Regions from separate parts of the Homo sapiens genome. Here region 1 is linked to region 2. Evidence: chromatin contacts called from ENCODE Hi-C or POLR2A ChIA-PET data. All regions are on one chromosome and are shown on one strand. The core of a region is the stretch at or near the end of the contact, and the rest is flanking DNA. Distances in the headings are between cores, read along the strand shown.

Region 1 (2,700 bases), core at 76-2,575, 37 kb after region 2:
CATTCTACTCCAAAAGGAAGTCCAAATTAGAGCCCATAGGCTTTTTCTTAAAAGCTGTTAAGGAGTAGTAAAGAAAGTTACCACTCTAAGGAAAACATGAAACTATCTGAAAGTCTTCTGGTTCCTAACTGGATACAGATTAGATTATTTTAAATGAGAAAAAAGTGCACCGTAGTTACCCGATCAAGATTGGACTGCCTGTGTCCCTGGCATGAATTAAAGAACCTCCATAGTTGCTTGTTCCCTTCTGAAGGTGTTTCCTATGGCCCACGAGAATTATAAAGCAATCACTTTTTAAGTCTATCAGTCAACCTTAATAGCTCTCAAGAGTTTCGATTATCAAGCTTTAAAGTGATAACATATCAAGATGACTATTAAAAAATAAACATCTCTGAAAGTGTCCTTTCCTCCATAAGGCTTTAAACAATTTGCAAATTCTTAATTGGGAGTATGTCCCAATCATTCTATTAAACTATTTACAGCTCTACCTACTTCTAGATTCAGCAAACAGAGCTACTAGTTAGAGTATTTTGAGAGCCAAAATAGTAAGAGACTTCTGTAATGGTTGAGATTTCTGCACTGACCTTAATTAGGGTACCGCCATAGGGCTACCAAAGTTTTTAGTGAGGGCTGGGGAGGTGGAGCATAAGTAACATTTTTTTTCTGCAGAAGGTGATGGCTTTGTAGAACACTATAAAATTTTTCAGGAAAACATACAGCAAATTTTCTTATCCAGTGGGAACAGCCTATTTGACAAGGAATGATATACAAGTTTGATTCACCTTTGAGCACTCTTATAGAGTTTACAGAAGAGGCGTAACTGGTTACAAAACAAAAGTTACGCCTTCACTATCCAGTTCTTAAAGTTTATCCACATCCTACAAATCTTATGTTCATGTAGGTCAGGTTAAAGTAAGCTCCAAACTTGTGGCCTTCAGAAGCATCTCCTGTTTAACACACCTGAAATTACTCTAACTTAATACATTTGTATTCTCTAAGAAATAATGCTGACTGCTGTCACCACAGCATCACTGATCTCTCAGTGGCTGTTAAAATATAAACAAGTGGAAAAAAAGTATACAAGTTGATAGCAGCTGTTCATGTATTCTTGTTTTGCTAATACCTGTGTAGAGAAAGACAGTTTCACATGCAGATCACCATACATTTTTGCTTAAAGGTTACACTGGGTAAACTGTTTGTTTATCACATTACATCTGGGTGAGATTTTGCATGTGACCAAGAGGAAGAAATCATTCAGTCCCGGAAATAGCAACTGCTATGTAAAACCACATCCTTGACTAGTACTTCATCTTTCCACAGTCATCCATCTGCTAATCAGGTGAAATATCAGCTCAGCAGAACAAAGCAAGTTATACACAAATTTCCCCCACATTCACACTGATGCCGTACTTAGTAATTCTGGTTCTACCATTCCCTTTTGCACTTTTTGCAAGTCAAATTCATGTGGAAAAATGTTCTGTTTGTAGAACTCATAGTATTCACTTATAGTGCTCATGTCAGGAATGGCAAGTGAGTAAGAGCCCCTGATAATCTGCTTTTGTTAGAACGTAATGCAAAGATAATAAAACATGTCCACTTCTTTTCTAGTTCTAATCAGTTTTTAGACATCAAGATTTATTTACTTTGCATGAGATTTGTTTCCTATTATTTGAATATGTGCTATACACTTGAATTAGAAAAACCTGCTTGAATGTATTGTCAGTTATTAAAGCACATGTGACTAAGTTTGCATTTGTCAGTATTGTTCTACTGTTTGTACTGAAAGTCTCATTTTAAAATTGCTACTTAACACTGTACTATACCTTGTAATTTTTTAGATTCTCCACTTGTATTCTTTAAATGTTTCCAGATGCCTTTAGTTTTAGCTGCTGTAAAATAGCTACTTTGCGTTATTTGATATAGAATTGTTTTTTAAAAACTCCATTTATTTATACAGAGACATTTATAATATTTTACAAACATTCTTATATTCTGAATAAATATTTCTAATTCCACAGTGTACCTTAACTGTGTTATTTAAAGGGTAAGGCTATCCTTCTGTAGAACTGTGATATACATGCAGGCAAATATCAAATCCATGATGCTTACATGAAATCAAGAGCCCTAGTCAAAGCAGGGGTCTAGAAGTAAGACTATTATTAGATCAAAATGGCCAAAGAACCCTCATTTATAGCCCATTTTTAGTTGGCTTTTTAAAATTTGGCATAAATAGGAAGTTATCTATTGAAGAGAGTCTTTTCCCCTCTTAAAGAAAGATCATTAAAATGGAATGTAATCAAGGACTGGAAATGCAAGGAAGTCATATAGGACAACAAGATGGCAAGCAGCTTTGCAACACATCTGTTAGAGAAAGATTACAATGTTCTCAAGTTTTCACTATGGAAGCAAAGTAACTTTGACAGTAAGTATAACACCTTAGTCACTCTCCTTTTGAGAATTTAAAATAAAAGTTACTATCATATAGCTGAGGTCTCTAATGGAAAAGAATGTATTTCTTTCCCCCTTGAGATCCAAAGTTAAGTATTCCTATTGCAAAACCTGATTCTAGCACAAACTTAAGAATTGCTGGATTTTAAATATCTAATGAATTCACATCTCAAGCCCTACACTATAATCTTGCTTTAAAGCAACAAACTTAATTGTTTGAGGTATTTTCATTTTTGCAGAGACTCTCGACAA
Region 2 (2,700 bases), core at 106-2,605:
GATCAGTCCTCCTGCTCAAATGTCCTCATCACTTACCTTTTAGGTTCTATGAGAACAAGGTATAGACATGGAATGCTTTTTATGGTTTTTTTTCTAGTGAGATCTAACTTCTTGATTTCAAAAGAACTGTATGTTTGTTGTAAAACTAAGCAATTAAAATGCCAGCATTGCAAAATGCATAGGATGGTAAAGTTCTCCATTCTAGGACTCTCACTGGAAAGGACATTGGACTGACCCCACTCATTCAGATAAATTTCAAATGCTCAGCAAAACAGATGCCCACCCCCAGGGCACTTTCCTTCTAAAAATGAGCTGCTAGGCCGGGCGCAGTGACTCACACCTGTAATCCCAGCACTTTGGGAGGCTGAGGCGGGCAGATCATGAGGTCAGGAGTTTGAGACCACCCTGGACAACATAGTGAAATCCTGTTGCTATTAAAAATACAAAATTTAGCCAGGCATGGTGGTACATGCCTGTAGTCCCAGCTACTCAGGAGGCTGAGGCAGGAGAATTGCTTGAACCCAGGAGGCGGAGGCTGTGGTGAGCCAAATCATGCTATTGCACTCCAGTGTGGGCAACAGAGTGAGACTCTGTCTCAAACAAACAAACAAACAAACAAACAAAAAGAGCTGCTCCTTGATGGAAATGAGATCTCAGCTAGGGCCAGGTAAGATGTTGATGAAAACTTCAGGAAAATGTCATCACGGATTTTCAAGGCAAAAGAAATGAAATGTCCTTCTAGCCTTCCACCAAGGCAAGCTGAGGAGGCTATGAAAAATGAATTTTTCTTCTAATGAGCAGGCTGGGGGACTGTCTTGAGGACAGAGGTGGGGCATGGTGGAGAGGGATAGAAGAGAGGATATTTGACGTCGATAGCTGGTTTGAACAGCTTCTCCTATAGTGGACAGGGTAGGTGGAGAGTGGGTCGGCCCGAACCGTCCCGAACCAGCCAGCCCCGCATTCCCACCAGGCTACAGGCCTGCTGTGTATGCTTTGTGCTGGAAGAGCTGCTGGCAATGAACAGATGCAGAGGAAAGCCAGCGTGACGGGAGCTCCAGCAGAGCATCACGGAAAGGAGAAACCCACACATCCTAGACTAGCTCCTCAAGAAGCCAGAGCAAGACACACATGTGTGGCGAGGGTTTTTGTCATTAGCCTTCCCCCACAGTCGCTCTCAGAGAACACAGACAGGCTCCTGTTCTGGAGAGGAGGAATAATGCAGCCACAGAAAGTGATTGATTCCCCCTTGACAACTGAGATCATCCAGCATTCCAAGCTGGGAGAATTAATGGATGACTTAACCCTTGCCCAGCAGCCAGCAGCAGGCCCTTGGGAGACCGCCAGCGCCTTTGTCTGTGAGGCCAGAGAAAAGGCCAGTGGCTTCCCCTCCCCTACCATTGTCATAATCATATTCCGCAGTGAAACGTTAAGAGCTCAAAGCAGAATTGTAATTAACCTCGCCTGATCTGTTCCCCGCTGCTGTCCTGGAAGCAGGAGAAGGGAAGCCGGAGGGGCTGTGAGGTTTATCTTGAAATTAAACTTTCTCCACTAAAAGCATTTTAAAGCTCTGTGCTTCCAACAGGGTAAGATCTGTGGACTGAGATCTTTTGTTATTTTTTTTTTTTATTTCCTTCCTCTTTGAAAACTATACTCATAGCAAGGTGGGTGAAACAAAAGCCTTCCCTGCCTGCCATGGATGAGGCTCCGGGCCCTAAGGGTGGCAGCGCCTGTCAGTCTCTGCCTGCCTGCGTTCGTGTTAGGGCTAGGTGATTTCTCAAGTCCATTCAACCACTGGCAGCTTTCGTTCTCCCTGGGATGGAGGGATTCTGGATGACCTGCTGGTGGCCAATAGCTCAGGGCATCTCTGAGTCTGGTGTTAGGTGTTGTGGGGCTGTTGGCAAAGCCATCAGGAAAGTGGCCACCTTCTCTCTTACTCCCACAGGACAGGTGCTGTGTGGCAGCACCAGCTGCCTGCTTCAGGGCCTGCCGTATCCTTTCCACAACTTAGTGAGGCAGGAACCCTTAGTATTCCTATTTCCTGCAGCCCAGAAACATTGGGTAATTTACTCTGGGCCATAAAGCAAGGAAGTGGCAGAGGAGGAACATTTATCCAGGTTTGACTGACATCAGAGACCTGCTCGTAGACCCTGACACCCACCAGGGCAGCCAGGAGCATTGTGGCCTCTACCTAGAAAACCTAGGAGCATCCAGTCACCTCACAGGCTCCTGAGCAAATGCCCACTTAGCCTGAGGGGGAGACCAGTGCTTCTCACACCTAAGCGTGCATCAGAGTCACCTAGAGGGTATATTAAAACACAGATTGCTGGGCTCCACCTCCAGAGTTCCTGACTGTGGAGGTCTTGACAGCAGGCCCCGGAATGTGCATTTCTAACAAGTCCCCAGGTGCTGCTGATGCGGCCAGCCCGGGACCCCTCTTGGAAAACTGCTGGGGTGGACCAGTCCTGCTAAATGGAAAATCTGCCAAAATAGTATCACTTCAGTTCCTGCAGGGTAATTAGAGAATGCTAGCTTTTACCACTCTTTGAATTTTGTGATTTTTATTTTAAATGAAAGTCAACAAAAAGTGTTTCAAGTATAAATTTATATTTCCCAAAAAGTAGTCTGAAGAAAATATACCTCAGTGTCTTGTGGGTGGTAGACGCACAGCTGTTGGTTATTCTTTGTTTTTCTATAGGTTTG

Evidence for each region. Hi-C counts contacts between places; a loop is a spot of excess contacts on that map. ChIA-PET counts read pairs that join two places held with the same protein, here RNA polymerase II (POLR2A). Pooled maps may share reads with other maps.
Region 1: a loop to region 2 is called in a map of CD4-positive, alpha-beta T cell, with 2.5 times the contacts of the local background. The contact joins two enhancer-like sites. A Hi-C loop is called at or near these places in 5 of 168 maps with a recorded cell type or tissue (CD4-positive, alpha-beta T cell, CD4-positive, alpha-beta memory T cell, endothelial cell of umbilical vein and 2 more) and 9 of 50 pooled maps. POLR2A ChIA-PET finds 5 or more read pairs at or near these places in 12 of 52 experiments (AG04450, CD4-positive, alpha-beta T cell, CD4-positive, alpha-beta memory T cell and 9 more).

What each region holds. Positions count from the first base shown.
Region 1 is chr5:113,021,421-113,024,120 of GRCh38, reverse strand. It overlaps DCP2 (decapping mRNA 2), which reads right to left. Exons shown (of 11, transcript NM_152624.6): 11 at 1,926-2,700. MCC (MCC regulator of Wnt signaling pathway) reads left to right here. Exons shown (of 19, transcript NM_001085377.2): 19 at 1-2,015. Among named protein-coding and RNA genes, the nearest start is that of DCP2, 46 kb to the right of the region's middle. Within about 2 kb of position 1,325, at least 6 of the 41 ENCODE cell types and tissues checked have a DNase peak (open chromatin) inside an H3K27ac peak, as active enhancers do; they include endothelial cell of umbilical vein, where a contact is called at or near this core.
Region 2 is chr5:113,058,071-113,060,770 of GRCh38, reverse strand. The region is part of intron 14 of MCC (MCC regulator of Wnt signaling pathway); the gene reads left to right. Among named protein-coding and RNA genes, the nearest start is that of DCP2, 83 kb to the right of the region's middle. Within about 2 kb of position 1,355, at least 6 of the 41 ENCODE cell types and tissues checked have a DNase peak (open chromatin) inside an H3K27ac peak, as active enhancers do; they include endothelial cell of umbilical vein, where a contact is called at or near this core.